2 separate regions of the Homo sapiens genome follow, and region 1 is linked to region 2. A link is a loop called in an ENCODE intact Hi-C map of the cell type or tissue named here. Cell type or tissue: gastrocnemius medialis. All regions are shown on one strand. Links, peaks and the distances in the headings refer to the core of each region. The heading gives the core; the rest is flanking DNA.

What was found. A loop is a pair of places that touch in the nucleus more often than their neighbours do. Peaks named below come from ENCODE experiments on the same cell type or tissue, not always from the same donor. Only the 100,000 strongest peaks of a DNase experiment are listed, where the experiment ranks them.
Region 1: it touches region 2 in a loop (2.2-fold over the local background); 3 of 110 quality-filtered maps call a loop at or near these places.

The regions. Positions count from the first base shown.
Region 1 is chr13:80,319,715-80,335,203 of GRCh38, forward strand. No RefSeq gene overlaps it. Among named protein-coding and RNA genes, the nearest start is that of SPRY2, 14 kb to the right of the region's middle. In gastrocnemius medialis, for the core only: no CTCF peak of the experiment used is centred there; a DNase peak (open chromatin) is centred at 9,737; H3K27ac peaks cover 1,665 bases.
Region 2 is chr13:79,912,345-79,927,833 of GRCh38, forward strand. LINC00382 (long intergenic non-protein coding RNA 382) reads left to right here. Exons shown (of 6, transcript NR_120413.1): 3 at 51-158; 4 at 2,372-2,516; 5 at 4,190-4,278; 6 at 5,228-5,692. Among named protein-coding and RNA genes, the nearest start is that of LINC00382, 48 kb to the left of the region's middle. In gastrocnemius medialis, for the core only: no CTCF peak of the experiment used is centred there; a DNase peak (open chromatin) is centred at 5,477; H3K27ac peaks cover 1,260 bases.

The DNA of each region.
Region 1 (15,489 bases), core at 5,114-13,113, 410 kb after region 2:
GAGATGGAGTCTCTCTCTGTTTCCCAGACTGGAGTGCAGTGGCCGATCTTGGCTCACTGCAGCCTCTGCCCCCCCAGGTTCAAGCGATTCTCCTGCCTCAGCCTCCTGAGCAACTGGGATTACAGGCCCCTGCAACTACACCCAGCTAATTTTTGTATTTTTAGTAGAGAAGGGGGTTTCATCATGTTGGCCAGGCTGGTCTCCAACTCCTAACCTCAGATGATCTGCCCACCTCGGCCTCCCAAATTATAGGCTTGAGCCACCATGCCCGGCATTTACCGAGTTTTAAAGGAAGAATAAAAGTTTATCAGGTGAATGGATGTGGGATGAGGGTTAAGGAAGGGGAGTTTCCAGGTAAAGACAACAGTATTGTGAAGGACATGTGGAGGAAAGGGACGAGACTGAAGCTAAGAAAAGAGACAGGAGGCAGAGCAGCTGTGGTGAGCGGGTAAGGCTGGTAGGAGGATAGTTATTGGCGTAGGGAAGAACCAGATCTTTATGGATCTTGAAAGAACTGGAACTTTGTTCAAAGAGCAAAAGGAAGTCATCAAATACATTCTTTTCAAAGGTCTAAATTCTTAGAATATACTCGTAAAACATCCCTCTTACAAATTGATTGAAAAATGTTATGGAAGGGCCAAAAATAGATTTGGGGAGATGCATTAGGATGAAGTCCAGGTTCTTTAGTCTGACTTTCAGGCTCCTTAGAATTGAGGCCAAACCATGAGAATCGCTTGAACCCAGAAGGCAGAGGTTGCAGTAAGCCGAGATCGTGCCACTGCACTCCAGTCCAGCCTGGGCAACAGATCAAGACTTCGTCTCAAAAAAATTTAAAAAATAAAATTAAATAAATAAATAAATAATAGTAAAGAATTGAGACCAAACCTATCTTTACAATCTTTCTTTTTTTTTTGAGATGGAGTTTTGCTCTTGTTACCCAGGCTGGAGTGCAGTGGCCTGATCTCAGCTCACTGCAACCTCCACCTCCCAGGTTCAAGCAATTCTCCTGCCTCGGCCTCCTGAGTAGCTGCTATTACAGGCGCTCACCATCACATCCAGCTATTTTTTGTATTTTTAGTAGAGATGAGGTTTCACCATGTTGGCCAGGCTGGTCTCAAACTCCTAACCTCAGGTGGTCCACCCACCTCAGTCTTCCAAACTGCTGCTGAGATTACAGGCCTGAGCCACCAGTGCACGTGGCCTATCTTTACAATCTTAAAACTTTTATTTTATTTTATTTTATTTTATTTTATTTTGTGGCGCAATCTTGGCTCACTGCAACCTCTGCCTTCTGGGCTCAACCAATTCTTCCACCATCAGCCTCCAGAGTAGCTGGGATTACAGGCGCGTGCCACCACGTCCAGCTAATTTTTTTTTTTTTTTTTTTTGTAGGGACGGGGTTTCGAACTCCTGAGCTCAAGCAGTCAGTCTGCCTTGGCCTCCCAAAGTACTGGGATTACAGGTGTGAGCCACCGTCCACCCCAATCTTCTTTTTCATTTCACTTTTACATGAATGTACACTTCTGCCAGACTGATCCATTCACTGTCTCCTGAACAGGATTTTGCTCGATCCTGACTTTTGGCCTTCCAGAACACCTCCTCACTACCTATTTTTTAAGACTCGGACAAAATTTTATCTGTCCTCAGTATCCAGGTTGACCATCATCCCTTTCTCTGAATATCCAAAATGACTATGTATTTCTACACATTTAAGATGCAACAGATTGTAAGAAACTTCATTATTTTTGAACTACGGAGAAAATAAAAAGTACTGCTGATAAATTCATGACAAAATCTCAGTGTTAGCCATTTGAGATACATAAATTGGTCATGCCAGCTTATCATTGACTTGAAATTTCTCTCATCTATTCATCTACTGTGGGCCTCTCCCTTTCTTAGGTCCGATAAAGAGTTTAGTTGTTTTTTTGCAAGAAAAATTGGATTGCATTCGTTTCTCCAATAACAGATATTTGTTTTCTTACTATTAAATTTAAGCCAAATAACATAATATTAAATATTCTTGACTTTGGGCATATACATTTTCATTTGAAGGTATTTTATTTTATTTATTTATGTATTTAATTAATGAATTAATTAATTTTTTTGAGACAGAGTCTCACTCTTGTTGCCCAGGCTGGAGTGCAATGACGTGATATCAGCTCACTGCAACCTCTGCCTCTTGGGTTCAAATGATTCTCCTGCCTCAGCCTCCGGAGTAGCTGGGATTACAGGGGCGTACCACCACGCCCAGCTAATTTTGTATTTTTAGTAGAGATGGTGTTTCACCATGTTGGCCAGGGTGGTCCGGAATTCCTAACCTCAGGAGATCTGCCCGCCTCGGCCTTCCAAAGTGCTGGGATTACAGGTGTGAGCCACCACGCCCAGCCTCGAAGGTATTTTAAACAACAATTAAAATGTGTAAGTAGGTTGGGCACGGTGGCTCACGCCTATAATCCCAGTACTTTGGGAGGCCGGGGCAGGCTGACCACGAGGTCAGCAGTTCGAGACCAGCCTGGTCAACATGGTGAAACCCTCCACTAAAAATACAAAAATTAGCCGGGCGTGGTGGCGGGTGCCTGTAATCCCAGCTACTCAGGAGGCTGAGGCAGGAGAATTGCTTGAACCCAGGAGGTGGAGGTTGCAGTGAACTGAGATCACACCACTGCACTCCAGCCTGGGCGATGAGAGCAAGACTCCGTCTCAAAAAAAAAAAGTGTGTAAGTAAACTTAAATGTGATAATGCATATTAACTCACTTGAAGTGGGACAATATGAATAACTGTGATCAGCTTCAAGCACAACAAACAATGAAAAATTATGTCATGAATACCGGTTGCCTAGCCAATGGCAATTATAAAACACCATTGATTGCAAGATGCCTTCTAATTTCAGAGATGCACAAATGAAAATACAAATGTTCATCCTAGAATTGAGTAACTTTGTTATATCTCTAACACTCAATTGATAATAACATTTTGATGTGTTATTATTTATGCTCTTTCTTCCTGCAACACCTTCAATATACATTTACTTATTTATTGATTTATTATTTTTTGAGACAGAGTCTCGCTCTGTCACCAGGCTGGAGTGCAGTGGCGCCATCTCAGCTCACTGCAACCTCCTCCTCCCGGGTTCAAGCAATTCTCCTGCCTCAGCCTCCTGAGTAGCTGGGTCTACAGGTGCGTGCCACCAGGCCCAGCTAATTTTTGTATTTTTAGTAGAGACAGGGTTTCATCATGTTGGCCAGGATGGTCTCAATCTCTTGACCTCGTGATCCTCCCGCCTCAGCCTCCCAAAGTGCTGGGATTACAGGCATGAGCCACCACGCCCAGCCAATACCTTTATTATCTACTGAATTATTTTCCATTTGGGAAGTTATTAATGGAAATATGTACTACTTGGGACTATGAATGAATTCTTAAAGTTCTTCTGTTAGTGCATTCAAAGTAGATAAACATTGGATAAAACTAGTCCATAAGTTAATTAACATGGCTATTTCTTTTAGTAGGAACATTGCAAAAATCTATATATGTAGAGACATACATGTATATACACCCATGCATACATTCTCTGTGGAAAAATAATAATCCATTAAAGAACATAACTATATTATCAATATATCCATTTAACAGTTCCCTTTAATAAGGTACTTTATTTAAAAGGGAGTATCTCTTTTAATTATCAGATCACTCATGAAGTATATATTACAACTACCATTTTTAGGGAAGAAACTGAACCACAGAGAAGTTAAGTGATTTGCTCATGAAGACACTTGGCCTACGGTTCTATAGCTAGTGTTCTTCCTATTAAGTCATGTTATAAATTTTACACATTTAATATTTTATAGATAGTTGCTATGCTTTGAATATGGTTTTGTCCCCACCAAAATTCATGTTGAGGTTTGGTTTCCAATATAACAGTGTTGAAAGATAGTGAGAACTTTAAGAGGCTTTGGGGTCATGAAGGATCCACCCTCATGAAGGGATTAATGCCATCTTCAGGGAATGAGTTCAGTTACTGAGATCAGTTACCAAGAGAGAGAGAACAGGTTGTTAAAAAGCAAGGCTGTGGGCAAGCACAGTGGCTCACTCCTGTAATCCCAGGACTTTGGGGGACCAAGGTGGGCAGATCACTTGAGGTCAGGAGTTAGAGACAAGCCTGGCCAACATAGTGAAACCCCATCTCTACTAAAAATACAAAAATTAGCTGGGCGTGGGGATGGGGACTTATAATCCCACCTAATTGGGAGGCTGAGGCAGGAGAATTGCTTGAACCCAGGAGGTGGAGGTTGCAAAAAGCCGAGATCATGCCACTGCACTCCAGCCTGGGTGATAGAGCAAGACTCAATCTCAAAAATAAATACATAAATAAATAAAAGCAAGGTTGCCCCTTGTATTGTGTCTCTTTTGCACACATTCACTCACTGCTGTCTCCTGTGCTCTCACCGTGTGATGCCAACTGCCATGTTATGATGTAGCATGAAGTCCTTGTCAGGTGTGGCCACCCAATTTTGAACTTCCAGGGACAGTGAGCCAAATAAACCTCTTTGCTTGATGAATTGCCTATGAATTGCCCAGTATTTTTTTTTTTTGAGACTGAGTCTCACTCTGTCACCCAGGCTGGGGTGCAGTGGCGTGATCCCGGTTCACTGCAACCTCTGCCTCCTGGGTTCAAGCTATTCTCCTGCCTCAGCCTCTCAAGTAGCTGGGATTACAGACCATGCCCAGCTAACTTTTGTATTTTTAGTAGAGACGGGTTTCACCATGTTGGCCAGGCTGGGCTCGAACTCCCAACCTTGGGTGATTCACCCACCTCGGCCTCCCAAAGTGCTGAGATTAGAAGTGTGAGCCACTGTGCCTGGCTGAATTGCCCAGTCTTAGGTATTCTGTTATAATAACAGAAAATGGACTGAGATAGTTGTAATAATCAACAATAATAGATCCACACACATTTCAGATTTCTATCTTATTAATGGATAATCCAATTTAGAGTTACTTGTCATACAAAAAAATTTCATTGCATTACCAATGGAATTACCTATGTCTTTTTTTTCAGTAGAAGTGTATTTTAAAGTCAATTACTTAGGTGAGTGGGCAGAAAATAACATGTTAGAACCTATCAACAATGAAAGATGAGTGAGGAAAGGAAAAAAAGGGCTTCTGAATATATCTTTAATCAATAATACAACTTTTAAAAATTGATTGTTACTTATAATGGTTTATACTCATCTGAGTGCAGTGGCTCACACCTGTAATCCCAGAACTTTGAGAGGCTGAGGCAGGTGGATCACGAGGTCAGGAGTTCAAGACCAATCTGGCCAACATGGTGAAACTCCATCTCTACTAAGATACAAAAAATTAGCCAGGCGTGGTGGCGCGCACCTGTAATCCCAGCTACTTGGGAGGCTGAGGCAGGAGAATCGCTTGAACCCAGGAGGTGGAGGTTGCAGTGAGACGAGATTGCGCCATTGCACTCCAGCCTGGGTTACAGAGCAAGACTCCATTTCAAAAAAAAAAAAAAAAGGTTTATACTCATGTTTGCTCCAAAACTTTTCAAATAACTTAGAATAAATGAAAACATATGTACCACAAATTGGAAATTGGCCGGGCGTGGTAGCTCATGCCTGTAATCCCATATCACGCCACTGCACTTCAGCCTGAGCGACAGAGCGAGACTCCATCTCAAAAAAAAAAATAAAAAAAAGAGAAAAAGGAAAATATATATACCACAGATTAATTAAAACTAGGGTAGACTAATAATTTTACTTAGTGAACCATTCTAAAAGTAGGGTTTTCATTTCTTATTTATTTAAAAAATTTTTTTTAATAGAGACTGAGTGAGTCTCACTATGTTGCCCAGGCTGGTCTTGAACTCCTGGGCTCAAGTAATCTTCCTGCCTTGGCCTCCCAAAGTGCTGGGATTACAAGCATGAGCCATTATGCCCAGTCCATTTTGTGTGTTTTTTAGGCAACAAAGGAGTTTTGTGAATTTTATGGGACAGTTGACTAAGTTTTGTATTCAAAACAAATTTATGTCCAGTAAGAAACATCAGGCCAGGCGCTGTGGTTCACACCTGTAATCCTAGCACTTTGGGAGGCTGAGGTGGGTGGATCACAAAGTCGAGAGATAGAGACCATCCTGGCCAACATGGTGAAACCCTGTCTCTAAAAATACAAAAATTAGCTGGGCGAGGTGGCACGTGCTTATAGTCCCAGCTACTTGGGAGGCTGAGGCAGGAGAATAGCTTGAACCCGGGAGGCAGAGGTTGCAGTGAGCCAAGATCGCACCAGTGCACTCCAGCCTGGTGACAAAGTGAGACTCCCATCTCAAACAAACAAAAAAAACAAAACAAAACAAAACAAAACAAAAAAAAGACCAGGCGCGGGGGCTCAAGCCTGTAATCTCAGCACTTTGGGAGGCTGAGGTAGGCGGATCATGAGGTCAGGAAATTTAGATCATCCTGGCTAACACAGTGAAACCCCGTCTCTACTAAAAATACAAAAAAATTAGCTGGGTATGGTGGTGGGCGCCTGTAGTCCCAGCTACCCGGGAAGCTGAGGCAGGAGAATGGCATGAACCTGGGAGGCAGAGTTTACAGTGGGCCAGAGATCGTGCCACTGCACTCCAACCTGGGCGACAGAGCGAGACTCCATCTCAAAAAAAAAAAAAAAAAGAAACATCAATAAACAACATTTATAACATCAACAAACTCTAAAAATGCACATCTCTTTGTATATGTGTGTGTGTGTGTGTAATTACTAGAAGCCATTATTTAGAAACTTAAATCTCTTATAAATAAACATTGATCTGAAATTTATTAATTCTTTCAGCTTCATATCACTTTTTTTCTTCTTTTTTTCAAGAACGAATCCCTTTCTCATCCATGCTTGGCTGTCTGGACTCCTACCTACCACTCCATTTTTGGAAAATCATCCAAGTCCCTTTGTGACATTACCCTAAGAAACTTCCCTGATCCCACTTACTACACCCAAGATAGAGTTAGTCACTTCCCCTTCATATGTATTTTAAGTCTTTTATCATGTTTCTTATACTCTATAGTAAATACATATGTAGTTGTCCTACAGACAACTTCCAGCAAGGCAGATGATGTCTTATACCTTCAGTATTTAAAACTGTGCCTGACAAGGGGAACTGATAGGGGGTGGAATTCAACTGAAGTAAGTTCGAGTTACTATTTCTTTAGTACTTACTTTGTACCAATCACAAAGGCTAATATTTCACGCACATCTCTTCAGCCTTCACAGTAACCTTTCGAGCAGGAAGTATTATCTCTCAGATGAAGATGTTAGGCTTGGGAAAGTTGAGTAACTTGCCTTTGGCCACACAGCTAATAAGTAACAGAGAAGGACGTTCGTACAGGGGCTTGTCACCAAGGCTGATGAACTTAAAGCACTATAGGAAAGTAGGTGTATTGGACATATATTGATATTTTACAGATACAGGTCATTTTTCTTTTCTTTCTTTTTTTGAGACGGAGTTTTGCTCTTGTTGCCCAGGCTGGAGTGCAATGGCACGATCTCGGCTCACTGCAACCTCCGCCTCCCAGGTTCAAGCGATTCTCCTGCCTCAGCCTCCCGAGTAGCTGGGATTACAGGCGTGTGCCGCCACACTCGGCTGATTTTTGTATTTTTAGTAGAGATGCGGTTTCATCATGTTGACCAGGGTGGTCTCGAACTCCTGACCTCGTGATTCGCCTGCCTCACCCTGGGATTACAGGCGTAAGCCACCACGCCTGGCCCCCTTTTCTCATAGAATTTTAGAGGCTTCGCACTTAGAATGGAAATTCCAAAGTTATGGTCACAGTAATCTCCACCTGTCCTTTGACCTCTTTCTCTCACACAGCCGACAGCATTTCTTGCCGTGTGTCGGAAGGATATATGAATATATCACCTTCTCCTCACTACTCTCTCAGCTTTCTCTGTGGCAGGTTTATTTCTTTTCTCTTTTTTCTTTTCTTTTTCAGAGAGGGGGTCTTGTTCTGTCTTATACTCACCACAACCTCAAATTCCTGGGCTCAGGTGATCCTCCCACTTCAGCCTCTTAAGTATTAGCTAACAAGTAACAGAGAAGGGCATTTGCACAGGGGCTTGTCTCCAAGGCTAATGAACTTAAAGCACTATAGGAAAGCACGTGCATTGGACATACATATTTTACAGATACAGATCATTTTTCTGATAGAAAAATTTTTCACATGTAGTCCTAATAGCTAGGACTACAGATGCATGCCACTATGCCTGGCTAATTTTTTTTCTTTCTTTTTTTTTTTTTTTTGAGACGGAGTTTCGCTCTTGTTGCCCAGGCTGGAGTGCAATGGCACGATCTCGGCTTACCGCAATCTCCGCCTCCAGGGTTCAAGCAATTCTCCTGCCTCAGCCTCCCGAGTAGCTGAGATTACAAGCACGCACCACTATGCCCAGCTAATTTTGTAGTTTTAGTAGAGACGGGGTTTCTCCATGTTGAGGCTGGTCTCGAACTCCTAACCTCAGGTGATCCGCCTGCCTCAGCCTCCCAAAGTGTTGGGATTACAGGCGTGAGTCACCGCGCCCGGCCCTGCCTGGCTAATTTTTAAATATTATATTTTTTAAAGACAGGATCTTTCTATGTGCCCAAGCTAATCTTAAACTGCTGGCTTCGAGCAGTCCTCCTGTCACTGGGATTACAGGAATAAGCCCCTCACGCCCAGCTACAGCAGGGTTTCTCGAATTAAGCATTATTGGGATATTGGGCTGGATAATTCTTGTTATGGAGGGTTGTCCTGGGTATTGTAGGATGTTTAGCGGCATCCCTGGCCTATACCCACTAGATGCCAGTCGTTTCCCACTCCAGCCCCCAGTAGTGAAAACCAAAAATGTCTCCAGACTTCGACAAACGTCCCCTGCCGGGTCAAATCACCCAAGGCAGGAAGCAGACAATTCTACCAGTCTTTTTTTTTTTTTTTTTTTTTTAGTTGGAGTCTTGCTCTGTCACCCAGGCTGCAGTGCAGTGGTGCGATCTTGGCTCACTGCAACCTCTGCCTCCCGGGTTCAAGTGATTCTCCTGCCTCAGCCTCCCGAGTAGCTGGGACTACAGGCGCCTGCCACCATGCCTGGCTAATTTTTGTATTTTTAGTAAAGATGGGGTTTCACCATGTTGGCCAGACTGGTCTCAAACTCCTGACCTTGTGATCCCACCTTGGCCTCCCAAAGTGCTGGGATTACAGGCATGAGCTGCTGCACCCGGCCGGCTACCAGTCATTTTCTATGATTTATAATCTAATTCCTAGATAATCAGCTTCCAAAGGGTCATGAGCAGTCATTCCTCATTTGCTTGTTCATAGTCATAGATCTAACGAATGCTTTTTCCCTATCTACCATAATACCTTTTACACTGAAGATACACAATAAATACTAAATTAGTGACAAGTAATTACACTCTGGGCCTATAGTTTTGGTTGTTCATGTAAAAGGGCAAAGAAACAGATGACACATTATCAGAGTCACATCATGTGACTTTTCACAGATGGTTTGAAGTAAACCAGTACTCTGTAAAATAATTCATATTTTCAGTATTTCCAAAGTTTAAGCTTACACTTACAGTTCAAACAAAACTAAATCAATTAGGCTCTATCCTAATGGTGTGTAGGTCAGAGTCCAGGTGACATCAAGACCTAAATGCAAATGTTGATTGTGTGGTTGCCCATGTTCCTGGAGTCAGTTACTCACTACTAGAGTCATGTGTCAGAGACAAACATCTCTTGGGGCATCCTAGCCATTAGCTTTGCCAACAGAGCAGGTACTAAATTTATCCAAAGGCTTTGTATGTGCTATTGCTTGATACATGCTAGGCTGCTTGGTCACTACATTTTATAATGTTCACAGTGGCCATTAGATATGCAAATTTTTTGTTTTGTTTTGTTTTGTTTTTGTGGCAGAGTCTTGCACTGTCATCTGGGCTGGAGTGCAATGGCATGATCTCGGCTCACTGCAACCTCCCGAGTTTTCCTGTCTCAGCCTCCCGAATAGCCTCTCGAATAGCTGGGATTACAGGCACACACCACTACACCCGGCTAATTTTTTGTATTTTTAGTAGAGACGGGGTTTCACTATGTTGGCCAGACTGGTCTCAACCTCCTGACCTTGTGATCCGCCGGCCTCAGCCTCCCAAAGTGCTGGGATCACAGGCATAAGTCACCACACCCAGCCTAGATATGCAAACTTAAATGCTGTTCTGAACTTACAAACATGACTTTCTAATAGGAAACTCAGGAGCGGCCTTCTAGTGTGAGTAGCTACAGATATATTTTGGCTATTTTATGACTACTTTGGAGGAGGAAATCTGCGTTTGAGGCCAGGATGGGTGCACTATGCCTACTAGGAATCTGGAGAAATGAGAGATGATACAAACATGATATTTATTGGAACCCTGCTTGACTGTAAACACTATTGGTGCAAGTCAATAAACTAGATTTTATTTGGAGCAAAAACTGTTCCAAAAATGAAAGTTGCATTGGCCTAGGAACTGGAGAGGGTCACATAGGTTTTGAGAGGCATGTGAGCCTGAGCAGCCAGGTCTCGGGTATTTTTTGACAAGGGCAGAATTGCTCCAAAGCTCAACCACTTCTTTTCACAATATCATTTACACTTTTTTTTTTTTTTTGCCCCCCTAACTTGATTATTTCCAATTCATCCTTCTCTAGGTTCAGAAGCAAGCTAAAACTATGGGTTAATGGCAAAAGGTAAATTCCAGCAAGAACTGGAAGAACAAGAATAGACAGATCTTTTCAACTTGTTTCTTAGTTCTACATCTTGAAAAAGTATTTTTTTATTTGTATTTTTTTAAGGGAAGATTTTAGTGAGTCATGAATCTTAAAATTAAGAATAAACATAGCGACTGGGCGCAGTGGCTCACGCCTGTAATCCCAGCACTTCGGGAGGCCGAGGCGGGCAGATCACCTGAGGTCAGGAGTTCGAGACCAGCCTGACCAACATGGAGAAACCCCGTCTCTACTAAAAATACAAAATTAGCCGTGTGTGGTGGCACATGCCTATAATCCCAGCTACTCAAGAGGCTAAGGCAGGAAAATCACTTGAACCCAGGAGGTAGAGGTTGCGGTGAGCTGAGATCATGCCCCTACACTCCACCCTGGGCAAGAAGAGCAAAACTCCATCTCCAAAAAAAAAAAAAAAAGAATGCACATAGCAACATGTAGTTGTTCACATATTCATTAAACACCTCTACAATTCATTTTAGGATGTGGATATGGGATGGTGAGCATAGTTTTATTTAATGAGTGATGCTAATTCTGTTGCAACTGTCTTAGCAAAAACTCTTGAGGTATTTAAGTATCTGAAACCATTGCAAAGACATGGCGATCAAACCAACTAACGAGAATGCATCAACGTTTCCCTCAATTTCTGCACTCTCATAGCATCTTGCTTGTGCTTCTAAGTCCTGTCTTGCATTAGAGTTGCTACCGCTTTCCTTTTGCATTAGATCAACTAGCCCAGTAATTTGTAAGCAGTAGGCATCCAAAAACTAGGTTGAAATGCCAAATTTATATTTCTGTGCCCAAATTCTCTTCCAAGTGAGTCCTTGTATTAAGTCAAATTATTTATTCATCTCTGTGTATTAGCAACTGTTTTGAGAAATAAATTCATAAGTGATGCTGAAGCCTTACATGTCTCATCTAGCCAAGCCAGAGGCCAAGGCTTCTTTCTAATCTCCTTTAACAGTTTATTTAAAAAAAAAAAAGTATGAGTTGCCAAATAAGACTGACTTTTAAAAATTATTTAAGTCAATCAATCAAAATGTAGTATTAAATAAAAATGTAAAATATTTGCTAGGCGTGGAAAAAAGTTTAAATGTTACTTTTTTCCTCTTTTGCTATATTTCTATCTCCCTTTTTTCTTCTTTGATTGTAAATTAAATGAATGTATTAAGTTAAATTTTGACCAGAGGTGCAGTATCATCAGCGGTATTCACATTTTGCCTCTCATTATTCACACAGTTGTCTCTTGTGGTGAAAAGGGAGTGGCAGTGTGGTGTACAAATAAAATCTACAGTATAGGACATATACAGTCTTACTCTTATCCTCTTGTGAATGGCCAAACCCATGATGAAATACTCCAGATGTATAGCTTTACTCTGATGATCAGTTTTATGTCAAATCAGATAGGCCTTGTTAAAATTCTAATCTGATCTCCACTCAATGGAGACCCACCCTTAGTATGTCATAAAGAAGTGAGGCATTAGACCAAATTAAAATAGAAATTAACATGACTTTTGCCTTAACGGATATTGCAAACCAGAGACTGGATACTGATACAATAATGACGTGACTAGTTAATAACCTACTATTATATGTTTTCTTTATGAAAACAATGTAAAATATTCTCCACAAGTTGACAGACCTGTTTTTGAGCTGTACAAATTCAGCCCATTTTCAAAGTTGAAACTTCTGTGTTTATACCCTGGTCCTTGTGCACATTTAGGAGAGGAAGACAAATGGCCAATTGTGGGTATGACTTCAAGTGAAACTCTAAAACCATTAAACCTTTGAAAATTTTGACCTAAATGCTTAAAAGTTAATAAATTACATCAAACCCATCAACTGCCTATCAAATACCTTACAGCACTGTGCAAGAGCAAATTCATTTATCTGACATCATCAGTACCTTAACTTACATATCCTGGAGTCAAGTAGTCCTTGAGACAGAAGTATACTGAAGAAAGAAGTTATGCAAAAAGTTTGGTTGGGATTACTTGCCTGGGTTTTGGCTTTCTTCTTTCACAGACAATCCCCAGAGCAAGCTACAACATGGCAGAAATTTGGCAGGGCCTTAAAATCTCCTCCTCAAAACACATAAATGAATGTTTTAAGTAACAACAATCAAGTTGTCATTCTTATATGAATCTCAAATATAGAGCATCCACAGGTTTAAAAAAAATTAAAAAGCAAGAAACCACAAAAATGATTAAAATTCCCCTAAATGCTTAGCAGTTATGTTTGCATTATCATCATACTTTTACTCTATCACATCAAAATAATGGCCATTGGATTACAAATTTATCATGTTATAATTTTTCATGAACTTTAAATAGAGATTAAGAAATTGAGGTTATTCCTCCATATTTTTTCCCAAGTGAGATAATTTGCAACATTAAAACAGTTATTTTTGGCCAAGTGTGATGAATCACCTGAGATCAGGAGTTCGAGACCAGCCTGGTCAACATGGCAAAACACAATCTCTACTAAACATACAAAAATTAGCTAGGCATGGTGGCGTGCCCCTGTAGTCCCAGCTACTTGGGAGGCTGAGGTAGGAGAATGGCTTGAACCCGGGAGGCAGAGGTTGCAGTGAGCCAAAATCCCACCACTGCACTCCAGTCTGGGCAACACAGCAAAACTCTGCCTCAAAAAATAATAACCTAAAAAATAAATAAAATTGCTGGGTGCGGTGGCTCATGCCTGTAATCTCAGCACTTTGGGAGGCTGAGGTGGGCAGATCACCTGAGGACAGGTGTTCAAGACCAGCGTGACCAACATAGTGCAACCCCATCTCTACTGAAAATACAAAAATTAGCCGGGCATGGTGGTGCGCACCTGTAATCCCAGCTATTCAGGAGGCTGAAATGAAGCAGGAGACTCTCTTGAACCCGGCAGGCAGTGGTTGCAGTGAGTTGAGATGGCGCCACTGCACTCCAGCCTGGGTTACAGAGCAAGACTTTGTCTCAAAAAATAAAAATAAAAATAAGAAATTATTTTTAATGCAGTGAATGAGTGCCAGTTGCTTTTAATCTATTAGACATAAATATTTAATCTTCCATATTTTGAAAATTAATTCTATGCTGGTATATAGATAAAGTCAACATTTAACAGGTTAGTTGGAAGCTTCTTGAAAAATCCAATTTTCTTTTTTTTTTTTTTTTTTTTAAGACAGAGTCTTACTCTGTTGTCCAGGCTACAGTGCAGTGACACGATCTTGGCTTACTTCAACCTCCACCTCCCAGGTTCAAGCAATTCTCCGGCCTCAGCCTCTCAAGTAGCTGGGATTATAGGTGCCTGATACCATGCCCACTAATTTGTATTTTTAGTAGAGACGGGGTTGCATCATGTTGGCCAGGTTGGTCTCAAACTCCTGACCTCAAGTGATTCACTTGCCTCAGCCTCCCAAAGTGTTGGGATTACAGGCGTGAGCCACCATGCCTGGGCTCCAATTTTCTTATTTATCTTTAAACAAATTATTTTCATAGGACTTAATATACTTAATTCAAATCCTCTTCAAATTTCAGTTGACTATCACTTTATGCTCAATATTCAAACCAATGAGTTATACTTTAGAGATCAGAGCCCATTAAAAAACTGAATTAGAGGCCGGGCGCGGTGGCTCACGCCTGTAATCCCAGCACTTTGGGAGGCGGAGGCGGGCGGATCACGAGGTCAGGAAATCGAGACCATCCTGGCTAACACGGTGAAACCCCGTCTCTACTAAAAATACAAAAAAATTATCCGGGCGTGGTGGCGGGTGCCTGTAGTCCCAGCTAGCCGGGAGGCTGAGGCAGGAGGATGGCGTGAACCCGGGAGGCGGAGCTTGCAGTGAGCCGAGATCGCGCCACTGCACTCCAGCCTGGGCGACAGAGCGAGACTCCGTCTCAAAAAAAAAAAAAAAGAAAACCAAGTTAGAAAGCAATTCCTAGGTCAGTAGTTGCCACACTGCACATAATCACTTGTAGAATGATTAAAAATGCTAATTTCTAGGCCACACCATCAGATTCTGACTCAGTAACTATGGGAAGAGGTTCTTACTTTTTCAATAAACACTCAATGACATCTGATGCAATATGTCTAAGAATACTTTGAAAGCCACTTATGCGGTGAAAAAAAAATATTTAACTCACAATTTTTATACCAAAAAGAGCTCTGTCAATGCACATGGCAGTTTTTGATGAACAAACCTAATCAGTCAAAATTTTTGTGCTTTACACATCTTGAAAACTACATAATGAATAAGAAACCCTACCCTATTCTCCAGCAACGGAATTCTTCCTTAGACCACCAGGGTGACGTTTTAAGAGTGTTAGAATTGAAACATTCAGTAACTCAAAGTTGAAGCTTAAATCATTTCTAAGTTAACTATGTTTCTTGGAGGAAGTCAGAGGAAATTGAAGGTCCTTAGAGCAATGTCTTAATGTAGGAGGCTATATAGTTCCTTGAAAGCCAATTTTAAAAAACATAACAGAAGACAACCTGTGCTAAGAAGGAGCCTCAGAACAGGAAACAAGAGATTAAACAATAATGACAGATAAATTATTTTCTAGACTTCCAGTGACTCTTGGCAGCAAAAGTACAAACTTTTGGAAAAAAAAAAAACAAACATCAGCCACAAAGTGACTAATCAAGTGACTTAAAACCTAGTATTTGTCAAGATGGGCTTGCAGCAGCTTGCTGTACCTTTGCTTCTAAAAGACAGCTCCAAGCACACTGACTCTC
Region 2 (15,489 bases), core at 2,425-10,424:
GAAGGCATTACAAAACAAGCATATTAAGTATACGATTCACATCCCAACAGCTCAAAGGCAAGGAAGACTGAGGAAGCTAAGTTACTGGCCATATGTTTAATAAATATAAGCTTAATGGCAGTGAATGTATTAATGTCAGCGAAGACAAGTCTATGAAGGTATGTAGTCCAGTGTGAACCCTATCTGGCATGCACTGATCTTTCTGTTCATAAGAATCTTAACCATGCCAATCTTCATGATTGTTTTAGCTCTATTATGCAATAGGTAAGTGTCAGCTTTGGGACAGATACCATAGTAACGGTAGACTTACAATTACAGTAGAATCAAAATATATCTTTGTCAGCCAAGTATTTGACAAGATCTTGGTATATCCTTGTGTATATTAAAGAAAGCCAGGCTGGATGAGAACATAGCTGGAGACTGAAAACCGACATTCCAAGATTGTTGATTAGTTAAATGAAATTCTGAATTTTTGCACCACTGAATTCTTTCATTGGCCATGAATGTAATACTTTATCAAAGTTTTGGATGAGAACATTGAGGGCAGGGTTATTCCCGGTTATTCCAGATGACCCAGAGCACTGAGGATTACTTTCACGACAGAAGAACCAAGAATACAAAACCACCTCAACAGATTATAACCAAGTAGTGACATTTACCCAGGATATTAGTAAAGTTCCCCACATTGATTCAAAAAATAAATTGTGTAGATAAACATTGCATTTGAACAATACAAATGTTCTAAGATATTTATACTTTTTGTCATCTTTTTCTGCCACAAATGAGCTGTATAATCTGGCCAGAAATACCTAGGTAAATACGGTGTTTCTCTATTTTACTTTGAATGTAAGACTCAACTTCAGTATCTAAGTGTTAGTGAGTATATTTTTATAAGTACTGTTGTTCCAAATCACTTGCTGTCAGTTTAATTCTGTAAATGCATGACAGGTGCCTAATCTGATTTAAGCATCACAGAACATTCCAGGAAAAAGGAAATGAATAAGATGTCATCTCTGACCTCCAAGGTTTAATGGAGAAGGCAGGCCCCCAAAGCAATCAGTGCAAAGACACTTACAAGAAGGGTGCTGTGGCTACCTAGCTATCAGCTGTGACAGTTGTTCTTGGATTTTCATTTTCATATACACCTCTTTTACCTGAAAGATGTCCCTTGCCCCTTTTTAACTTTGCCTTTTAGGAGTAAGGCAGTGAGCTATTCTCACACCACTGTGAAGTCATCAGTCCATCTTTCCCTGACTAATGGCTATAAAGCAGCAAGAGTTTCCTAATTGGCATTTCAAAGAACACTAGGGATCAATTACACATAAAATGTTTATTTATAAAACTGTCATAAACTACAGGTTCAATTTGTTTGACCTTCTGGTAATTAGCACAGACTTACAATAGAGAAAGTTAGGTTACACCAAATACTTTTATTCTTGTTATTTCTACAGGAAAGAATCAAAGCACACAAACAAAACAAAAAAAGTAATAGCAGCATATTCTTCCCGGTGGGAGCAAGAGAAGAAAAGAGTACTCTACCTATCCCCTTTGCCTTCATCTTCTTTCTAAAGGCAAATATGCATTCTCAATCAAGCACATTTGCATTTGGAAATAATTTCCTTGTTGTTTAAAAGGCCTCACTTTTACTCGTCTTGCTCAAAGAACACAGGTGTATCAAAACACTTTAGGTTATTCCCAAATTGTTTTTCCCAGATTGTTTTCTTCAGAACACTAGACCTGAGGGAATTCAGTGGTAAAGGGGTACAAAACTGTTATTAGGCAAGTTTTCCCTCTCTTAGAAATTCACAAGACACTTTACCATATTAGAGTCTTATCCCTTGGTTTAACCAACTATGTTCTGACATTATGTGTTTCCTTGTGGTATTAATTATTTAGTTTTATTGCTTTCAGAAGCTTAGTGTTACTACTATTGACAATATCTACTTTACTAAGGGAGAAATTATAGAGAGGCCAAAACACCTCAAAATTTAGAATGGGAAGAGGAAATGAGGAAAGTGTGTGTGTGTGTGTGTGTGTGTGTGTGTATGTGTATGTGTATGTGGGTGTGTCTTGGGGAAAAACTGAGACACTGTGAGAAAATATTATAATTGAGGTTTTCTTAAATTAGCATTTAGGACCACTAAATAAATAAATTTCACTGTTCACAGAAATTTTAAGAACACATGATATAATTAAAAACAACTTAAACTAAATTATTCCTTTGGCAGATAAGTTCATGTGGTTACAAATTTTCTGGACTCATGAAATGTATAATATGTAGTATTATTTTAAACAGGTCAACATCACTGTAGAAAGATACTAAACCTTAGAAACCTGTGAAGTGGGAAACACTAATATCCCAATTTTACAGTTAAACAGGCACAGAGAGGCTAAGAGTCTTGCCAAAGGCCACAGAGGAAGGAAGAGACTAAATCTGGAACAAACTTTCTATTCTCCATTTCCAGAAGAAACCACTAAACCATGCTTCCTCTTGTCATGGAAGCTTAAAATATTTGGTATGGTCATCTTGCCTTTTTTTTTCTTTCCAGTGACTGTATAAAGGCTTTCGAGATGGTAGTGGTCAAGCTGTCCCTTTCTTTTGCAGCCTTCTCTATGCTTGTCTCCTTGGTGGTGCAGCAGCAGCTTATATTTTCTTTGCTTGGCTTAGGAAGCTCCCTTTGAGGGTTTCTGAATCCCTGGCCTTTTGGTGATGTTTGATGCAACAATCCTCTTTACCTGCAACCCACATCACTGACCTTGGAGCTCAATGAACTTTTCATTTACATGCACAGTCAAATTAAATTTGCCTGGCCTTTGAAAACTTACATCTGTTGAGTGTATAATTTGTATTGCCATTTGTTCCACAGATGTGTAACAAGACAAATACCTGTCCAGGCTTATAAGGGATTCAGAAATGCTTACGTTAATCATGCTGGTGGAAAGAGGTTAAGGGCGATACAATAAATCAGTCTCCAAATGGTTTCACTTGGAATGGCCTGGGAGAACAGGGTTATTTTTATCCTAGGATGCTTTTAATTTGAATCAAAAATACTTTACCACATGTTCTGCCACAAGTTCAAAAGGATTGGTAACAAACATTTAATCTTTTTCTTTTCGTATTGGCGCTAAGCCCTCATCAAAAAGCGTATGCAGTCAGGCAGCTTATCTCCACTGAGCTGCTTCCCTTAATGTGTTCCTAATTATAATCGTATATATGGCTCACTGTGGCTGATTGAACAATATGGCAGTAATTTCTTTACAGGCCTCCCTGCTCTTTGAACTGTGAGTACAGAGGGCTAGAACAGAACCAGATCAATGGGATTTGAGTGCTGGCAAATCAAGCCAGATGCGATCTTTAGAGAATGAGTTTCCAGCTGTTTCCCAGAAAGGGACTTCAACAGACAGCTGGGGACCTTATCATTATCATCATGATCATCATCATCATTCCCAGTAAATACACTCACAACTCTTTACAAAACGTGCAACTATTCTCATCTCTTCCTAAATCATTACCCACCATAAAGTCTCCCAAATGCTTTGAAACTGTGACTATGTAAAACAGATAAGCCTGTGACTGATGATGTGGGAATGGAAACATAATAGTATTATATTGACACTATATATTTGTCAGTGCTGCAAGATGTGCAGCTGAAAGCAATGTCCAAAATTTATTTTTAAGATACCAAATACTCACAACATTTCCATGTGTTTGTAAGAGGGAGATAACATAATCCTCATTTTCTTGGTCAAAATGGCATGTTATTGCTTTGTGCGTACATCTTTGTGTCCTCCACATCACTATCACCGTGCCTTGTTCGAGGCAGTATCCAATAAATGTTTCTAGGAAGAATAAGTGCTTGCTTTGTATAGAGCCTTGTGCTGTGGGGGAAGACAGCAAGCTTAATACATCCAAAGGAAGTTGCTGTGGCCCTATAAAAGGCTCCCAATTAAAGAGACCCTAATATATGAATTTAAAATGATAATTACTTTGAACAATTTAAGGATCATTAAAATGAAAGAAAATGTCCAATAGCAGAGGGACTCACAAGCTTTCCCAAATGCAACTGACCGAGTTAGCTGGTCTATGTGAAATAATTTATGCCACCTTCAAAAGCCTACCTCGTAAAAATTCTTCCTCTTTAGCCTGCTCTGGGGTTCCTAAGTCCTGCTCTTGGCCTCCCTTTTTCAGGACTGTCTGTGGATCCAGGGAGGAATTTCAGAAGAGCCAGGATTAGTCAATCAAATTAAACTCAATATCACCCAAATAAAGTTGGTCAGGTAAAATAAAGAAGTTGACACGGGAGGTGAAGGTCAGGAGAATGAGAATATTGAGTGATCCTGAGATATGGGAAATGACGAGCAAGTCTAGGGATCTGTTTGGTTTTTGTTTATTTGTTTGTTTTGAGCAGTGCTCATAGAAGAGGAAATCTGAAAGTAGGAGCAGAGTAGGGTGGACATGGAAGAGACACAGTCTACATGACTTTGTTCATACTTTGCTTAAAAGATTTTCTCTAATTTATTTCAACTTTTATATTTCTTAGTAAATTCCTTGAAGATAGGGACCACCAACGATCTTTTGCTCATTACTTATTCTTAGCACTTGAAAAAAAGCAAATACGAAATATTTATTTTTTAACCTTTGTATCATTACTGTATCATAGTAGATGCTCAATAAATATTGGAGTAATAAGTAACTATTTACAATTTTAATTTTAACTATCCTCAACTGAAAAACTCTTCTGGACATTTTAAACTCTGGTTCTCAAACAAAACAAATTAAAAACCTTTTAGAGCTAAAAGTGTATTATAAAATAAAAATGTCTTTCAAAATAGACCTAGAGTGTGCAGCTGATGAATAGCGAATATTTAGTTATATGTACTCAGCTAAACTAAAAGTTCTAGGAACTGTATCATTTTCTATGGGAACAGAGGTAAATAATTTATTTTAATCTGGTATGTATATGTATATAAAACTACATCAGTATTACCTGCATGTGATTAAAATCACACAACATGTCTTGAAACTATTTTTCCTCAGGTAACACAGATAGTAAACATGAATTATTTGGATCTGTGCTCTCCAAATATATTTGATTACTCTCTTTTATCAGTTAAAAATTACAAGAAAAACTTTTGAGCATGCACCCTCAATATATGTATATTTATTCATGAATTGTATATATACTACTACTATTTGTATTAATATTCAATTTCTTCTTTGCTTTAGATCAAACTACGTTTAAATAAGAATTAAAATGCCATTTGTCCATCACCTAATGGCTCAATTTGCTCCTGCCTTGGGTGTGCACACCCTGCTCTGGAACAGACCAGAGCTCTAAAGAAGTGACTGGAAGTTGTGAATGTCATTGTTATGAAGCTTCAAATTTGCTCTCCTCTTTAGGACACAGACATGGCATTAGAGAAGGGCAGAAAACTGCACTTGGCTGTGCATAGAGAACACTAGAGACCTCTTGTGCAAGAGAGGGGACTAGGTTGCGTAGTGTAATGAGAGAAGCATGGGTTTTGAGACCGCTACAATGTCTGTGTCTTCTTGGCCAACATTTCAGTAAGAGTAGTAAGCATATCTCCACAATAGGGTTAAGAGAACCAGTGTCTTCTGAAAAACACATGAAATCATCGTAACCCTGCTAAGTCTGTGCTTTGCAAAAATTAAAACTAAAACTAATTTTCACTATGACTCTGTTATTCTTCCTTGTTCCTAGGCCACAGGTGGGTGAGAAAATTTCGGTTAAGAGTTGGATAAATCAGAGTAAGTTGTTACTTCTGAGGATCAAGGGCAAGTAATTGGATCAGGGATGGGTAAACAGAGGGTTTCAATTCTGCATATTATATTTCAGTGAGTAGGTACAGAGATGATTGTTTTATATCCTTTCCTTCTTATTGAATCTCCTTTTTTTTAAGTGAATAATGAAAAATAGTAGAGATTATACTGGAAATTTAGAAAAGTCCTAGGATTGGGTTTACTACAATAATTTAAATAATAAGGTTAATATGGGATTGTAGATGCATGCATTACACTAAAGAGACTTGTAATGAGGCCCAACTCAGTGGAGTAAGTTGTTAGAGAATTTGGACTTCTTCCTTTTAAGGCTGACTTTGGAAGGGTGAACACTGTGGCATTAAAAAAAAAAGTTTAACTTCCTTTCTGGAGTGCATACCAGTTCTTATAGCTTGTATAAGCCCTCTATTTTATGCCATTGGGTCATCACAAGTTCTGTAAAATTCTCCATTATCATTTTCATGGAAAACAAATCCATTGTAATTCAATTGAACAATTACACATTGATCGTCTAAAATGTGCCAAACATAATACAGAACATGCATTTTATAGGAAAATTGGACTGCTCTAAGATATGTAATAAATCATCTTCAATTTTATGAAAAGGGAAGCCAGGCATGTTAATGGAGTTTGTTTTTATAAACATGAAGTGTTTGGGCATGTTTGATTTTTCAGTTGGGCTGCTCAGCCAAGCTTAGTTAGCACCTTGTAAAAATGAGTTGTTTCTCATTTCCTTAATGGAAAGCAGCGAGAGTCATAGCTAAGATCCCCATATCAGCTGGAGGCCTTCTGTAGCACTCCTTAAGCCTCTGAGGTTAGATCCAGGATGCAAATCCGTCTGGTTACTTGAGACCAGAAAGTGTGTTTCTCCAGAGAATTTAAACTCTCTCCCCATCAGTCATAGACAAGGAAACTATCTAAAAGCAGATCTCTGTTTTCAGATCTCTTAAGTTGGAAGAAAAGTTTTATTGATAAGCATTTACATCTTAATAATTTCTTGAAATATGTAGCTGGTTCATCATTTTTACAATTCATTTGGCCTTCAGAACACGCCATAATTCTGCATCTGTGTGGATATCAATTTTCTTAGTAATATAATGTTAAGAATGTGATAAAACAGGGAGCATGTTGGAACTGTTCCTTGTCCTGTGGCCTTAACAAGCCACAGCTGTATCAGCAGCTGGTCATTGAAGGAGCCTGGTCCTAGCCTCTCCCAGCGTCCTTTTTCAGCTAGATCAAAAGGAAATATACCAGGCAGAAGGTTTTATCATCAAAGCCTATAGAAATCTGTGGGAACCAATATTTCCATTTAGATTGCTTCAGCCTCATCAGACTGAAAAGATTTTTCTCTAGTGGGACAGAGGTTGTTAAATCAGCCAATTTGAAAAGCTTTTTCATCCTCACTGAGTTTATCAAAGAAAAGGAATATGGTGTCAAAAAGTTTGTTCACCCCCCAACATGCTTTACTAAGCTCTCAGCTTTTTCTCTTACCAATTATTTTAAAAGTTGTGTTAATTACCACTAGTGATTGTTTAATGGCGATTTTACTGAAAGTAGTTGCCATAGATTTAATTAATGAACCCCAAACTCCTGCTATTTCAAATGCAGGTAAAGCTAAGGAGCAACTATTATGAGGGAGTGAGTATATTATTCACTTCTAGAAGGAGTAAAATAATTTTTTTTCATTTAAAGGCATTAAAATAAATATTTATCTTAGTTGTCTCAGATGACACTGTTCAATACAATTGCTTGTCCAGGCTAAGTTCAGCCTTTCATTCAAAGGGCTCACTGATGCCACAGAGAAGTGTTGAGAAATATTCTGTGTTTATTTTTAGCCTATTTGTACCCATGGCCATCTCAGTTTATTTTTATTCTAAATTCATTTTTGCATTTTCTTAATATGTAAAGTATTCTTATAGAGAATACTTAAATATTCTAATAGGCATTCTTATCATATACTTCCTGGATTTTTGCAGTAGCTTTCACTATAACTGGTATTTTCATCTCTGTTCTTTTCTTTCTGGAAAAAAGAATTCTGCACACAACTTCCAGATTTATCTTCTTGAAACACTGATTTTTAAAAAAATTTTAAGATCCAGGGTACACGTGCAGGATGTGCATGTTTGTTACATAGGTAAATGTGTGCCATGGTGATTTGCTGCACCTACCAACCCACCACCTATTTTTAGCTATTTTTCTTGAGGCTCTCCCTCACCTCACCCTACTGATGGGCCCCAGTGTGTGTTATTCCCCTCCTCATGTCCATCTGTTCACATTGTTCACCTCCCATTTATAAGTGAGAACACGCATTGTTTGGTTTTCTGTGCCTGCCTTCGTTTGCTGAGGATAATGGCTTCCAGCTCCATCCATGTCCCGGCAAAGGACATGACCTCATTCCTTTTATGGCTGCATAGTATTCCATAGTGTATATATACCACATTTTCTTTACCCAGTCTACGATTGATGGGCATTTGATAGATTTCATGTCTTTGCTATTGTGAATAGTGCTGCAATGAACATACGCATGTGTGTATCTTTATAATAGAATAATTTATATTCCTTTGGGTATATAACCGATAATGGGATTGCTGGGTCAAATAGTATTCTGGTTTGAGGAATTGCCACATTGTCTTCCACAGTCGTTGAAGTAATTTACATTCCCACCAAGGTGTAAAAGCGTTCCTATTTCTCTGCAGCCTCGCCAGCATCTGTTGTTTCTTGTCTTTTTAATAATCACCATTTTGGCAGGCATGAGATGGTATCTCATTGTGGTTTTGATTGGCATTTCTCTAATGATCAGTAATGTTGAGCTTTCTTTCATATGTTTGTTGGCTGCTTAAATGTCTTCTTTTGAGAAGTGCCTGTTCATATCCTCTGCCTACTTGTTAATAGGATTGCTTGTTTTTTTTTCTTGTAAATTTGTTTAAGTCCTTTGTATAATAGATTCTGGATATTAGAACTTTGTTAGATGGATAGATTGAAAAAATTTTATTTCATTCTGTAGGGGTCTGTTCACTCTGATGACAGTTTCTTTTGCTGTGCAGAAGCTCTTTAGTTTAATTCGATATCATTTGTCAATTTTAGCTTTTGTTGTAATTGCTTTTGGTGATTTCATCATAAAATCTTTTCCCATGACTATGTCCTGAATGGTATTGCCTAGATTTTCATCTAGGGTTTTCATAGTTTTGGGTTTTACATTTAAGTTTTTAATCCATCTTAACTTAATTTTCGAAAAAGGTGTAAAAAAGGTTTCCACTTTTAATTTTCTGCATGTAGATAGCCAGTTCTCCCAGCACCATTTATTAAGTAGGAAATCCTTTCCCCATGGTTTGTTTTTGTCAGGTTTGTCAAAGAACAGATTGTTGTAGATGTGTGGTCTTGTTTCTGAGTTCTCTATTCTGTTCTATTGGTCTATGTGTCTGTTTTTGTATCAGTACCATGCTGTTTTGGTTACTATAGCCTTGTAGTATAGTTTGAAGTTGGGTTGAGTTATGCCTCAAGCTTTGTTCTTTTTGCTTAGGATTGTCTTGGCTATATGGGCTCCTTTTGGGTTCATATGAATTTTAAAGTAGTTTTTTTCTAATTCTGTGAAGAATGACAATGGTAGTTTAATGGGAATAGCATTGAATCTATAAATTATTTTGGGCAGTATGGCCATTTCATGATATTGATTCTTCCCATCCATGAACATGGAATGTTTCTCCATTTGTTTGTGTCCTCTCTGACTTCCTTGAGCAGTGGTTTATAGTTCTCCTTGAAGAGGTCCCTTACTTCCCTCGTTAGCTGTATTCCTATGTATTTTATTCTCTTTGTGGCAATTGTGAAGTGAGTTCACTCCTGATTCGTCTCTCTGCTTGCCTGTTGTTGGTGTATAGGATTGCTTGTGATTTTTGCACATTGATTTTGTATTCTGAGACTTTGATGAGGTTGCTTATCAGCTTAAGAAGCTTCTGGGCTGAGAAGAAGGGGTTTTCTAAATATAGGGATATAGGGATGTGTCATCTACAAACAGAGACAATTTGACTCCCTCTCTTCTTATTTGAATATGCTTTATTTCTTTCTTTGCCTGATTGCCCTGGCCAGAACTTCCAATAATATGTTGAATAGGAGTGGTGAGAGAGGGCATTTTTGCCTTGTGCCAGTTTTCAAGGGGACTGCTTCTAGCTTTTTCCCATTCAGTATAATATTGGTTGTGGTTTATCATAAATGGCTGTTATTATTTTGAGATATGTTCCTTTGATCTGTAGTTTATTGAGAGTTTTTAACTTGAAGGGATGTTAAATTTTATCAAAAGCCTTTTCTGCATCTATTGAGATAATCGTGTGATTTTTTTCTTTAGTTCTGTTTATGTGATGAATTATGTTTACCGATTTGCATATGTTGAACCAGCCTTGAACCCCAGGGATGAAGCTGACTTGATGATCATGGTTAGATAAGCTTTTTGATGTGCTGCTGGATTCGGTTTGCCAATATTTTATTGAGGATTTTTGCATTAATTTTCACCAGGGATATTGGTATGAAGTTTTCTTTTTTTGTTGTTGTTGTATCTCTGCCAGGTTTTGGTATGAGGATGATGCTGGCCTCATAAAATGAGTTAAGGAAAAGTCCCTCCTTTTCAATGGTTTGGACTAGTTCCAGAAGAAATGGTACCACTCCTCTTTGTACCACTGGTATAATTCCTCTGTGAATCGTCTGGTCCTCGGCTTTTTTTTGGTTGGGAAGCTATTTATTATTGCCTCAATTTCAGAACTCATAATTGGTCTGTTCAGGGATTCAACTTCTTTCTGCTTCAGTCTTGGGAGGGTGTATGTTTCCAGGAATTTATCTATTTCTTCTAGGTTTTCTAGTTTTTTTTTTCTTGTTTTTGTTTTTGTTTTTGCATTGAGGTGTTTATGGTATTTTCTGATGGTTGTTTGTATTTCTGTGAGGTCAGTGGTGATATCCCTTTATCATTTTTTATTTTGCCTATTTGATTCTTCTCTCTGTTATCTTTATTAGTTTAGCTAGTGGTCTATTTTATTAATTTGGTCAGAAAATCAGCTCCTAGATTCACTGATTTTTTTGAAGAGTTTTTTTTGGTCTCTATCTCCTTCAGTTCTACTCTGACCTTGGTTATTTCTTGTCTTCTGCTAGCTTTTGAATTTGTTTGTTCTTACTTCTCTAATTCTTTGAATTGTGATGTTAGAATGTCAATTTGAGATCTTTCTTCCTTTTTGATGTGGGGATTTAGAGCTATAAATATTCCTCTTAACACTATTTTAGCTGTGTCCCAGAGATTCTGGTATGTTGTCTCTTTGTTCTCATTAGTTTCAGAGAACTTCTTGATTTCTGCCTTAATTTTATTATTTACCCAGGAATCATTCAGGAGCAGATTGTTCAATTTCCATGTGTGGTTTTGAGTGAGTTTCTTACTCTTGAGTTCTAATTTGATTGTGCTGTGGTCTGAGAGACTGTTTGTTATAATTTCAGTTTCCTTGTATTTCCTGAGGAGTGTTTTACTTCAAATTATGTGATTGATTTTAGAGTAAGTGCCATGTGGTGCTGAGAAGAATGTATATTCTGTTGCTTTTGGGTGGAAAGTTCAGTAGATATCTATCTGGCCCACTTGATCCAGAGCTGCGTTCAAGACCTGAATATCTTTGTGAATTTTCTGTTTCGATGATCAATCTAATATTGACCATGGGGTGTTATAGTCTCCCACTATTATTTTATGGGAGTCTAATTCTCTTTGTAGGCCTCTAAGAACTTGTTTTATGAATCTGGGTGCTCCTGTATTGGATGCATATATATTTAGGATAGTTAACTTTTCTTGTTGAATTGAACCCTTTACCATTATGTAATGCCCTTCTTTGTCTTTTTTGATCTCTTTTGGCTTAAAGTCTGTTTGTCAGAAACTAGGATTGCAATCCCTGCTTTTTTTCTGCTTTTGATTTGCTTGGTAAGTTTTCCTCCATCCCTTTGTTTTGAGTCTAGTTGTGTGTTTGCGCATGAGATGGGTCTCTTGAATACAGCACACCAATGGGTCTTGACTCTTTATCCAGTTGCCATTCTGTGCCTTTTAATTGGGGCATTTAATGTTGGTGTTATGTGTAAATTTGATCCTGTCATCATGATGCTAGCTGGTTATTTTGCAGACTTGTTAATGTAGTTGCTTCATAGTATCATTGGTCTGTGTACTTCAGTGTGTTTTTGTAGTGTCTGGTAACAGTTTTTCCTTTCCATATATAGTGCTTCCTTCAGGAAATCTTGCAATGCACACCTGGTGGTCATGAATTCCCTTGGCATTTGCTTGTCTGAAAAGGATTTTATTTCTCCTTTGCTTATGAAGCTTAGTTCATCCAGATGTGAAGTTCTGGGTTGGAAATTATTTTATTTAAGAATGTTGAATATTGACCCCCAATCTCTCCTGGTTTGTAGGGTTTCTGTTGAGAAGTCTGCTGTTAGTCTGACAGGCTTCCCTCTATATGTGACCTGGCCTTTCTCTCTGGCTGCCCTTAACTTTTTTTCTTTCATTTTGACCTTGAAGAATCTGACAATTAGATGTATTGGGGCTGATCTTCTCCTGGAGTATCTTACTGGGGTTCTCTGGATTTCCTGAATTTGAATGTTGGCCTACCTTGCTAGGTTGGGGAAGTTCTGGATGATATCCTGAAGTATATTTTCCAACCTGGTTCCATTCTCCTCATTTCTTTCAGGTAACCCAATCAGTTGTAGGTTTGATCTTTTTTACATAATCCCATAGTTCTTGGAGGGTTTTTTTGGTGCCTTTTTATTCTTTTTTCTCTAATCTGGTCTGCCTGTCTTGTTTCAGCAAGCTAGTCTTCAGGCTCTGAGATTCCTCTGCCTGGTCTGTTTAGCTATTGATACTTGTGGTTTCATTGTGAAGTTCTCATGTTGTGTTTTTCAGCTTCATCAGGTCATTTATGTTTCTCTCTAAACTGGTTATTCTGGTTAACATCTCCTGTAATGTTTTATCATGGTTCTTAGTTTCTTTGCATTGGGTTAGAGCATACTCCTTTAGCTCAGTGAAGTTTGTTATTACCCACCTTCTGAAGCCTACTTCTCTGTCAGTTCATCCATCTCATCTCAGCCCAGTTCTGTGCTCTTGCTGAAGAGGTGTTGCAATCATTTGGAGGAGAAGAGGCACTCTGGCTTTTTCGGTTTTTAGCACTTTTGCATTGATTCGTCCTCATCTTGGTGAACTTATTTACCTTTGATCTTTGGGGCTGCTGACCCTAGGACATGGTTTTTGTGGGGTAGTTTTTGTTGATATTGCTGTTGCTTTCTATTTGTTTGTTTGCTTTTTTGTTTAACAGTCAGGGCCCTCTGCCCATAGGACTGCTGCAGTTTGCTGGGGGTCCACTCCAGAACCCATTCACCTGGGTCCCTCCCACACCTGGAAGTGTCACCAGTGGAGGCTGCAGAATGGCAAAGATGGCTTTCTGTTCCTTTCTCTGAGAGCTCTACCTCAGAGGGGCACCAACCTGATGCCGGCCAGAACTCTACAGTATATGGTGTCTGGTGACCCCTGTTAGGAGGTCTTACCCAGTCAGAAGGCACAGGATCAGGAACCCACTTAATGAAGCACTCTGACTGCCTCTTGGCAAAATAAGTGTGCTGCACTGGGGGAAATGCCCCTCATCTGGACTGTCTGGACTCCTCAGAGCCAGCAGGCAGGAAAGACTAAGTCTGCTGAACCGTGGAGACTGCAGCCACCCCTTCCACCCCAGGGGCTTCCTCTCAGGGATATCAGCGTTCTGTTCATAAACCCCTGGCTGGAGTTGCTGAAATTCCCACAGGGAGGCCCTGCCTGGTGAGGAGGAATGGATCCAGGTCCCACCTAAATAAGTAGTCTGGCCACAATCTGCCATAGCTACTGTGCTGTGCAGTGGGGAATTCTTCCCAGTCCAAACCACCCAGTCTCCCCAATACTGGCAGGGGAAAATGGAAGACTGGAGCTGCAGTGATGGCAGCTGCCCCTCCCTCTGGAAATTTGGTTGCCTTAGGCAGTCTCCAGCCTGCTACCGCTGGCTGAAACCTGAGTGACCACCGAGCATCTGCATGGCTCTGTGCTTGGGACCCAAGGCCCTGGTGGCATGGGCTCATGAGGGGATCTCCTGATCTGTGGGTTGCACAGATCCATGGAAAAAGCATGGCTTCCCAGGCAGGGTAGCATAACCACTCACCACATCCCTTGGCTGGGGTGGGAGCTCTCTTTGCCCTGTGAGGCTCCTGGGTGGGCCGTCAGTCCACTCTGTTTCTTCTTGCTCTCTGTGGGTTGTGCCAACCCCATAGTTAGTCCCAATGAGAACACCTGGATACCTCAGCTGAAGGTGCAGGATTCACTCACCGTTTTTTGTTCGTCTTGAAACACTGATTTTAGTCAGGTGCTTACCTACTCAAAAACCTTCATTGACTCTTCCATGCATATTTGATCAACTCCAAAATTCTTTATCTTATAATTAAGTGCTTCTTACACAGTAGTCCTAACCTGTCTTGACTCCACCTTTATCTTCCATTATTTGCCAGTAGAAACTATTTTCTATCTAGGTCTCTTGAAATAGAAAAACATTCATTAAAAGTAAAACACACTTTATAACATTGGCTTTGGCAATGATTTCTTGGATATGGTACCAAAAGCATAAGCAACCAAAGAAAAAATAGATAAACTGGATGATACCAACATTAAGATTTTCTGTGCATCAAAGAGCATAATCAGCAACATGGAAAGGCAACCTATGGAATGGGAGAAAATATCTGTGAATCATATGTCTGATAAGGCATTAATCTGAATTATATAAAGAACTAGTACAACGCAACAACAACAAAACAAACAACTCAATGAAAAAAATGGGCAAAGAGCTTAAATGGACATTTCTCCAAAGAAGATATACAAATGGCCAATGAAAAGATGTGCCATATCACTAATCATTAAGGAAATGCAAATCAAAACCACAAGGAAATACCACCTTGCATGCATTAGGATAGCTACTATAAACACAAAAACAAAACAAAGCCAGGAAATAGCAAGCGTTGGTGAGATTATGGAGAAAATGGAATCTTTGGGCCCTGTTCATGTGGATGTGAAATGATAGAGCTACTGTGGACAACAGTATGAAAGTTTCTCCAAACGTTAAAAGAATTTACCATACGATTCAGCAATTTTATTAGTAGGTATATACCCCCAAAAAATGGAAGTAGAAACTTGAAAGAATATTTGTACATTCATGTTCATAACAGCATTCATAATAGCCAAGGCCTGAAAACAACCTGCAGATGAATGTCCAACAGATGAATGGACAAACAAACTAGCATATACATACAATGGAAAATTATTCAGCCTCAAAAAGGAAGGGAATTCTTTCTGGTACATGCTACAACACAGAAGAATCTTGAGGATATTATGCTGAGTAAAATAAGCCAGTCAGAAAAGGACAAATACCATATGACTCCATTTGTATGAAGTACCTAGTCAAATTTGTACAGGTAGAAAGTAGAAGCTGGGCATGGTAGCTCACACCTGTAATCCCAGCACTTTGGGATGCCCAGGTGGGTGGATCACAAGGTCAGGAGATTGAGACCATCCTGGCTAACACAGTGAAACCCTGTCTCTACTAAAAATACAAAAATTAGCTGGGTGTGCTGGCACGTGCCTGTAGTCCCAGCTACTTGGGAGGCTGAGGCAGGAG